Regions from separate parts of the Homo sapiens genome. Here region 1 is linked to region 2. Evidence: chromatin contacts called from ENCODE Hi-C or POLR2A ChIA-PET data. All regions are on one chromosome and are shown on one strand. Each heading gives the region's core, a stretch centred on a gene start or an enhancer-like site at or near the end of the contact. The rest is flanking DNA. Distances are from core to core; before and after follow the strand shown.

The links. Hi-C counts contacts between places; a loop is a spot of excess contacts on that map. ChIA-PET counts read pairs that join two places held with the same protein, here RNA polymerase II (POLR2A).
Region 1: a map of ovary shows a loop between it and region 2 (22-fold over the local background). The contact joins the promoter of ETHE1 here to the enhancer-like site in region 2. A Hi-C loop is called at or near these places in 1 of 168 maps with a recorded cell type or tissue (ovary). POLR2A ChIA-PET finds 5 or more read pairs at or near these places in 1 of 52 experiments (activated CD4-positive, alpha-beta T cell).

The regions. Positions count from the first base shown.
Region 1 is chr19:43,525,951-43,530,486 of GRCh38, forward strand. It overlaps ETHE1 (ETHE1 persulfide dioxygenase), which reads right to left and starts at 1,251. Exons shown (of 7, transcript NM_014297.5): 1 at 1,147-1,251; 2 at 565-709; 3 at 251-399. The coding sequence starts at 1,227. RefSeq lists enhancers at 1-402, 403-907, 423-602 and a silencer at 1,213-1,402.
Region 2 is chr19:39,141,817-39,146,703 of GRCh38, forward strand. All of the region lies in intron 1 of PAK4 (p21 (RAC1) activated kinase 4), which reads left to right. Among named protein-coding and RNA genes, the nearest start is that of PAK4-AS1, 7.7 kb to the left of the region's middle. RefSeq lists enhancers at 2,274-3,270, 3,271-4,265. Within about 2 kb of position 2,800, at least 20 of the 41 ENCODE cell types and tissues checked have a DNase peak (open chromatin) inside an H3K27ac peak, as active enhancers do.

The DNA.
Region 1 (4,536 bases), core at 1-2,500, 4.4 Mb after region 2:
AAGGAAACTCCTTAAATGCTGTTGACTTAGGAGTTCCGCCAGTGCCCCACCTGCCCAGAGCCTCTTGCCCCAGTGCCCCACCTGGGTTTATGGTGCCCCCCTCCCAGAAATATGAGCTCAGGGGTCAGAAACCCAGGTCCTGAGGTCCCTCCTCCCCAAGGACTCAGGATCCCAGGCCCCCAGTCCCCTCTTCCCTTAAGTTTAAGAAGTCCAGGCCACCACCCTCTTGGGGACCCAGCACCCAACTCACGAAGCGCCCGAAGCGGATGGAGTCTCCATCCTCAATGTGTAAGTCAGCCTGGGCCCCACTAAGGCGGGAGATGACAGACTGGCAGCCAGGGAGGAGGGAACGGAGCAGCCCCGAGCCTGTAATGTGGTCCGCGTGGCAGTGGGTATTCACTGGGAGAGAGAGGAGGGACAGGTCCGGAGGGTACAGAAAGGACCTGGGAGTCCCAGCCCAGATCCTTCTCCCTCAGACTCAGGAGTTCTGGGCCCCAGCTTCCCATTCCACTGACGCTGCAGCCCAGCCCCGCTGGGATCCATGAGTTTGGTCCCCGGACTGACCAGCATAGAGCAGCCGCAGCCCCAGCTCCTTGATCAGCTGGGCATCCCGAGGCGCTGTTTCCAGGACTGGGTCGATCAGAACGGCCTCCCGGGACTCTCTGTCACCCAGCAGGTACGTGAAGGTGCAGCTCACAGGCTCGAACATCTGGGAACGGGGGACCCAGGTGAGGGCGCAGAACCGGACTTCCACCCACTGGAGGCCAAGTAGTCCAGACTGACCCTATCCTCTTCCTAAGATCCAGAAGCAGAAACCCCAGCCCACTCTTTCCCCGGGAGTCGGGAGTCCGGAGCCCCACTACCTTCCCCTATCAGAACAAAAGAGTTCCAACTTCCTAACATCCCAAAATCAGGGTCCCCAGCACGTTCTTTCATAGAGGACCCAGGGGTCTGGCCCCAAGCCCAGAGGCCCCCAGACCACTCACCTTTAAAGGACCCAAGAGTCCAGCCCTAAACCTCCACCCCGCTTTCCGCAAGATGCAGGCGTGGGTCCCCCCGGATCTCTCCCTATTAAGAGACCCCGGAGTTCCGTCCTTGCTGCCGCCTAGTGCCCAGCAGTCCCCTCCTAGGTCCAGCCACCCGCACCTGCCGCAGGAGGATGGGGGCTCCAGACCCGCCGCGCTGGCTCAGCTGCCGCCGGGCGACCCTCAGTACAGCCTCCGCCATCGCGCCCACTGCGGGGTCAGGAATGAGCGGAGGCCGAGCGCCTGCAGGAGCCGGGCGCTACGGCACTGACCCCGGGAAGGGCGGGGCGGGGGCGGAGCACGCCTTAAAGGGGCCACGGACGCCTGGGGCAGAGGGCGGGGGACCGCCGAGCGGGACTGGGGCGAGGGCGAGACCGAGGAAAGCCAGAGTGCAATGCCTGGACGCTTTGAGACCCAGAAAAAACAGAGAACAGGGAGACACTCAAAGTGCGAGGGACAGACGCTCAGAGACACACAGACATACTCATGTAGGAACAGAGATAGGGAGAGAAGTAGAAACCCAGGGAGAGGCCCCAGTACACTCATAGCCTCGGGGCCGTTTTTTTTCCTTTTTCTTTTGTTTTATTTTGAGACAGAGTCTCGCTCTGTCACGCAGGCTTGAGTGCAGTGACTCGATCTCAGCTTACTACAGCCTTAAACTCCCGGGTTCAAGCGATCCTCCAACCTCAGCCTCCCGAGTAGCTGGGACTATGGCACGTTGCCACCACACCCGACATTTTATATATATATATTTATATCTATATATATATTTATATACATATATATATATACACACACACACACACATACATGTATATAAAATTTGTTTTTTGCAGAGACGGAGTTCTCACTATGTTGCCCAGGCTGATCTCGAACTCCTGAGCTCAAGCGTTCCTCCCACCTTGTCCTCCCAAAGTGCTGGGATTACAGACGTGAGCCACCGCGTCCCGTGGGGCCGTTTTCTAGCAGGTGGTAGGATAGTCATGGTTAGAAAAAGATGTTCGGTTCCGGGAGGCAGAGGTTGCAGTGAGTAGAGATGACGCCACTGCACTCCAGCCTGGGCGACAGAGGGAGACTCTGTCTCAAAAAAAAAAGATATTCGTTCGGTTCCAGGTCATTAATATCTTGAGGGACTTTTGAGTGGGTGCCTGGTTACCAGAACAACACTTGATCCCATTAAAGTTCATCCAGAAATTGCATAAGCATTTTATCAGGAATGTTTCTCTCTTTCCAGGAAGAAATCTTAAAAAAAAAAAAAAAGATAATTTTGCATTATCTCTTGAATAATCAGATTGGGGATTATTCATCTTCTGTTGGGGTGTGAACCTCTGAAAAGAGCTTGTGTTCATTTACACCAAGGACCTGGGGCTGAAAAACTGTAGTCTCAAGTCATGAGCTGTCAGAAAGTCTGCTCTTTGTAATCGTAGCAGTAGTGAGAATAGGACATCCCACTCTCATCTGGAGGATCTATGTCACTTTGTGACATCAGAGCAGCCTTGATTTCCAGCCTAGGGGCAGAGCTTTTTTTTTTTTTTTTAATTGTTAGAATTTTTTTTGTAGAAACAGGGGTCTTGCTATGTTGCCTAGGCTGGTCTCCAGCTCCTGGCCTCAAATGGTCCTCCCACCTGGGCCTCCCAAAATGCTGGGATTACAGGTATGAACCACTGAGTTATCCTGTCCCACAGCTTCTGAGGAGGGGTTTCCTGCAACAACATTTATCTTAATTCTGGAGTTTCCAGGGAATGGTCCCTGGAGCTATTTTCAGAGCAGCCCCTGTGTGAATGCCTTTACACAGAGAAGGCCTGCTTTTCCTTAAGCCTATCAAATTGCTTCATTAAAATTTTATGTGGCCGGCTGGGCGCGGTGGCTCATGCCTGTAATCCCAGCACTTTGGGAGGCTGAGGCGGGCGGATCACGAGGTCAGGAGTTCAAGACCAGCCTGACCAACATGGTGAAACACCATCTCTACTAAAAATATAAAAATTAGCTGGGTGTGGTGGTGCACACCTGTTATCCCAGCTACTCAGGAGGCTGAGGCAGGAGAATTGCCTGAACTCGGGAGGTGGAGGTTGCAGTGAGCTGAGATCGTGCCACTGCATTCCAGCCTGGGTGATGGAGACTCCATCTCAAAAAAAAAAAAAAAAAAAAAAAAAAAGCATATGGCTGAGCTCATGCACAGGCACTTTGAGCACTTTGGGAGGCCTAGGTGGGCAGATCACTTGAGGTCAAGAGTTTGAGACAGCCTGGCCAACATGGTAAAACCCCATCTCTACTGAAAAAAATAAAATAAAATACAAAAAAATTATCTGGGCGTGGTGGGGCACGCCTGTAGACCCAGCTACTTGGGAAGCTGAGGCATGAGAATCATTTGAACCCAAGAGGCAGAGGTTGCAGAGTTTGCAGTGATCCAAGATTGCACCTCTGCAACATAGCAAAACCCTGTCTGGGCAACAGAGCGAGAGTGTCTAAAAAAAAAAGGCCAGGTGCGGTGGCTCACGCCTGTAATCCCAGCACTTTGGGAGGCCAAGGCGGGTGGATCACGAGGTCAGGAGATTGAGACCATCCTGGCTAACACGGTGAAACCCCGTCTCTACTCAAAAAAAATACAAAAAATTAGCCGGGCATGGTGGCGGATGCCTGTAGTCCCAGCTACTCTCGAGGCTGAGGCAGAAGAATGGCGTGAACCCGGGAGGCGGAGCTTGCAGTGAGCCGGGATCGTGCCACTGCACTCCAGCCTGGACGACAGAGCGAGACTCCGTCTCAAAAAAAAAAAAAATTCCAGGCATGAGGTCTCATGCATGCCTGACTCAAGCTAGACAAAGCTGAGGACCCAGAGGTGACTCAGTCTGGCTGGTAGGCGAGAGAGGTAGGGAAAGCAGGTCTGAGACACAGGGAGGTGTAGGGATTTGGGGAACTCAGGGGAGGGAGGAGCCAGGGAAAGGAAGACCCTCAGGCACTCCTTACTGAGAGGGTCCCCCAAATAAGAACTTCTCGCCCCTGGCACCCTTTCCCGTTGTTTTTGCAGAATTTCTAGACCATTTATGTGTCCTTTGAAGACACACCCTAGGCAGGGTTTATAGGCTCAGCTGTGAGATGTTCTAAGAGTTAGACTTGGCTTCACCCTTCTCAGGTGTAGGACCTTGGGCTGAAAACTTATCTTCTTCTGGGTTCCAGTTTTCTTATCTACAAAATGAGGTTGAAAATAGTTCAATAGCCTGACATAGCACAGGCTCTCAATGGGAACTGCCCATCATTATTTTGTCACTATCCTTGACTCCTTCCTACCCTTGCCACCTCCACCCACTTCCAGGCCCTGCTGAGTTAAACTCTCTCTCTTTTTTTTTTTTTTTTTTTTTGAGATGGAGTCTTGCTCTGTTGCCCAGGCTAGAGTGCGGTGGTGCAATCTCAGCTCACTGCAACCTCCGCCTCCTGGGTTCCAGAGATTCTTCTGCCCCAGCCTCCCAAGTAGCTGGGATTACAGGTGCACACCACCACACCCAGCTAATTTTTG
Region 2 (4,887 bases), core at 1,550-4,049:
AGTAGAGACAGAGTTTCCTAGGCTGGTCTCGAACTCCTGACCTCAAGTGATCCACCCGCCTCGGCCTCCCAAAATGTTGGGATTATAGGCGTGAGCCACGGCGCCCGGCCCATTTGTTTGATTTGGGTCTGGACAAGGTCTACACTTTGCATCCGGTTGATAGGCCTCTTTTTTTTGTTTTGTTTTGTTCCCTTTGTTACCCAGGCTGAAGTGCAGTGGAGCGATCAGAGCTCACGTGCAGCCTTGACCTCCCCTGCTCAAGCAATCCTCCCGCCTCAGTCTCCTGAATAGCTGGGACCACAGGTGTGCGCCGTCATGCTCAGATACTGGCATCAGCTCTTTGGCGTGCATGTTGTCGTAGTTTTTCTACAGGCGACCTAGGCCATTTGTCCTGGAGTTTTGCAGTCTGGGGCCAGCTGATACATCCTTGTGGTGTCATTGCACGTGTTCTCTGTCTCTGTGCTTCCTGTAAGTTAGGACTTAGGTCTAGAAGCTCGATCTGATGCAGGTTCAGTTTCTTCTGGCAAGCACGCTTTCTTAGGTGGTTGCTTGGATGAGCATCAGAATTACTTACATGTCTGTATGACTGTCAAGTTCAGTTTTCAAGTAAAAATTAAGTTTTTTTTAAAAAAGCGAGTGGGTTGAGAAGAACACTCTGAAGTCACTCCTAGTAAGGCTGGTACCCAGATCCAGCAGAAGTAGGGTGGGAGGGACCAAAGGACTGAGGCTCGGGTCCCCCCTTCCCCACCCCCCGGGGCCTGGGAGCAATAGGCTGGGTGCCCCGGCTTCAAGTAAACCAGTGGCATTAACATGTGGGCCTCTGGTTCCTGCTTTGCTAGGGCCACAGGCTTCCAGCTGAGAGCTGCTGCCACCCACCCTGGCAACCCCTTCCGCATCGCGTGGTGGTGACACCTTCAGAACAGAGTGGTCTCCCACCCCAGCTCTACCCTTGGCTGCCTGTGTCACCCTGGGTGGCTTTCCCAGCCTCTCTACCTGCTTCCTTCTTGACAGCCTGATGGTGGCCATACGTCCCTTGGGCTGTGGTGACTGGGCCTCTGGGAGCTGCCCTTCCACTTCTGCATTTTAACATAAACCTCCTTGACCTCAGCTGCTCCATTCTCTGCTCCCTTCCAGCCACTCGGATTCCAGTCCTGGGGGCCTCCTCACTGACCATGCCCTCCACCCTCAGTGCTGTTCCCTGGTACTCTGCATGGCTTCCTCACCTGTATCCCGTCTTTGCTCAGACGCCACCCCTTTAGAGACCTCCCTGACTGTGCCCTCTGAAAGAGCACCTTGTCACTCTCTGTCCCTTCTCCCACTTGTTTACTTGTATATTGTGTTCCCACTAGAATGTCAACTCCAGGAGAGCAGAGACTCTTGTCTTATTCACTGCTGTGTCCCTGGTGCCTAGAACAGTGCCTGGCACCTGCTAAGTGCATATTAAGGAGTCGTTGCTCACTGGGTAGAAGCATTAAAAAAAAAAAAAAAAAAAGGCTGGGTGTGGTGGCTCACGCCTGTAATCCCAGCACTTTGGGAGGCAAAGGTGGGTGGATCACCTGAGGTCAGGAGTTCGAGACGAGCCTGGCCAACACAGTGAAACCCCGTCTCTACTAAAAATACAAAAAAATTAGCTTGGCGAGGTGGCAGGTGCCTGTAATCCCAGCTACTTGGGAGGCTGAGGCAGGAGAATCGCTGGAACCCAGGAGGCGGAGGTTGCAGTGAGCCAAGATCACACCAATGCACTCCAGCCTGGGTGACAGAGCAAGACTCTGTCTCAAAAAAAAAAAAAAAAAAAAAAAAAAAAAAAGAATTGTTGAGTGCATGAATGAATAAAAGAAAGAAAATGACTGGGCACAGTGGCTCACATCCCAGCACTCTGGGAGGCTGAGGTGGGCAGATCACTTGAGCCCAGGAGTTTGAGACCAGCCTGGGCTATAGTGAGACCTCTGCTCTACAAAACATTTTTAAAATTATTGTTTTAAAATAATTTAAAAATTATTTAAAATGTAAAAGGGCGTGGTGGCATGTGCCTGTGGTCCTAGCTACTCAGGAGGCTGAGGTGGGAGGATTGCTTGAGCCCAGGAGTTGGAGGCTGCAGTGAGCTATGATGGGGTCCTAGCTACTCAGGAGGCTGAGGTGGGAGGATTGCTTGAGCCCAGGAGTTGGAGGCTGCAGTGAGCTCTGATTGCACCACTACACTCCAGCCTGGGTGACAGAGCAAAACCTATGATGATAGATAGATAGATAGATAAGATAGAGCGAGCAAGACCCTATCTCAGGTAGATAGATAGATAGATAGATAGACAGACAGACAGACAGACAGACAGATAGATAGATAGATAGATTAGATTAGATAGATAGATAGATAGATAGATAGATATGGTTAAGTGAGTGGACTTTGGTCCTGGTCAGACTTGCCACGGAATCCCAGTTCTGATACACTCGCCGTGTGACTGAGGGCTGACATGTCTTCTCTCTGAGCTTCACTCTCCTGCTTCACACACCGTGTGAACGGCACCCTCCTCGCTGCCTTCTTTTGCACCAGGATGGAGCCTGCACGTAACACTTTGTAGTGGTCTCACTGCTGTCCTGTCTCCAGCACGGGGCACCGATGAGCCAGCCAGAAGCCGTCCCTGCCGGGGGGATGCTTGACCCAAATCTTCAGTAATAACTCCTTCCACTCTGGGTGACCAGCTGTGGTGCCCCAGGGCAGGGACTTGTTGATCTGGGTTTGTTCTGGAGGCCAGAAGGGTTTCCTGGGGACTGGGATTGGAGCAGGATTGAGAGTGCCTGGTATGTGGAGAGACCTGGCTGTTGTGGCATGAGTCCGAGGGCTCAGGGGCCGGCTGCTTCCCGGCCTTTGTCTTCCTTGCAGGAAACAGGCCAGGAGTTACAAGGGGCCAGAGGATGCTGCTGTGGTTATGGTGGAAGTTAACAGCTTTGGGAAGTGTGCATGTGTGTGAGTGTGTGTGTGTGTGCACTTGTGCTCATTGTAAAGAGAGACGGTAAAGAAATGAGGAGAGACTGCAGGCACATGCAAATACAGAGAAAGCTTTCAGTTGTCAGGATCGCTCTCCCGGTTTTTCCTGCATGGTGGTGTAAAATCTGACATGTGTACAGAAAAGTGTGTAAAACCTCCATGTTCAGTTTAATGAATAATTATAAAGCAAACAGCCATGAAACTACCACCCAGATCAAGAAGACAGGCATCACCAGCTCCCTGAAAGCCCTCTCCTTCACCTGCCCTTCCCAGTGCTAACAAAAACATTCTCCTCCCTTTCTTTTCATTGTTCCTCTTTTTTGGTGAATTGTGAAAGATTTCAGACACCCCCAAGAGAAGAGAGAATCACCTGCTGACCACCCTCAGGCCCGCTGCCCAGCTAAAAGACGAAATGCTTGCTGTGGGTGCAGCCCCCAGGTGCCTCCCCCAGGGCCCCAGGCGTCGCTGGCCCTGCGTCTGCTTCCCTAAACAGTGTCCCGCATTGTTCTGCAGGATTTTAAACTGCGTGTAAATGGTACGAGGCCAGCGGCACTTGGCTGCAACTCTCTCAATATTTTGTTCTTGAGATTTCTCTGGGTGGAGTAATGAAGCTCTGTGCCAGAAGGAATGGTTCCCAGCGGGGGTCAGGGCACCCCTACCCCTGGCCAGAGGAAAGCAGCTCTGTCCTGGGGGGGCCCCAGGAGGACGCTCTGGGCTCCTCTCACCCAGGCCCGCAGCCCCCTGCTCCACGTGGGTTTGAGGCGGCCACCTCCAGTGGAAGTGGTAGAGCGCCGTTGGCTTCCTAGGGCACCACATAGGACCCAGTTACAGCCGTGATGTGAAGGGGCCCTCCCTGAGCTTATGTAAGGTGTAATGGGGCGCTGGTGCCGCCTGGGGCCTGTGTGCACCACGGAGGGGCCTTCTCTGGAGGAGGGCATAGATCAGCAGCTGGGGCAGGAGGGCCTCTTCTCTTCCCATACTGCCCTCCCCCTGCGCCCGCCCACTGCCCACCCTCACCCGCCCTGTTTGCCAGGCTCACACAGCCTTTCTTGGAGAGGCCCTCTGGCGGGGAGTTTACTCTCAAAGGCTCTATATCTAGCTGACCTGGGATTGCCACCCAGCTCCGCCACCTTCTAGCTGGACGGCCCTGGGCATGTGTTGACCCCTGCCCCACCTCTGTTGGCCTCAGTTTCCCCATTTGTAAAATGGAATTGTGTGAGGGTTATTTCATCCATGCAAAGCCTTCGTAGAAGCTAGTGTGTGGAAGCCTCTTAATGAGCCTTAGCTGTTAGTATCTTTGTCATGCTTGCCATTCATTCACTCATTTTTGTTGATAGTAACTTTTTGCCTCCTCTGAGTCCAGCCCTGTCAGGCTGAGGTCCTGCCTTCATGGAGCTTATAATACAGTGAGGGAGACAGACATGGTACTAGGCAGTGACAAACCAGAGTGACCTTGGAAAGCACAGGCCAGAGTGTGACAGCTGTGATGGGAGAAGACCCAGAGGACTGTGGGAGGCCCTGGCTCCAGCCTAGGAAATCAAGGAAGGCCTCCTGGAGGAGGAGACTTCAGAGCTGAGGCCTGAAAGAGGAGCAGGGTTAGTTTGCGGAACATTGTCCCAAGGAGAGCAAATAGCATGTTCAAAGGCTAAAAGTTGGGAAAGGGTCTGGCATTTTAAATAAACCATTACTATTTTTAAGAAAACTTTAAATTCTGAGATCATTGTAGATTCTCCTACAGTTGTAAGAAGTAACTCAGAATGGCCAGGCGCAGTGGCTCACGCCTGTAATTCCACCCCATTTGGGGAGGCCAAGGCAGGAGGATCGTTTGTGCCTAGGAGTTCGAGATCAGCCTGGGCAACCTGGGGAGACACCATCTCTTCACAAAATAGAAAAGCTTATCTGGCTGT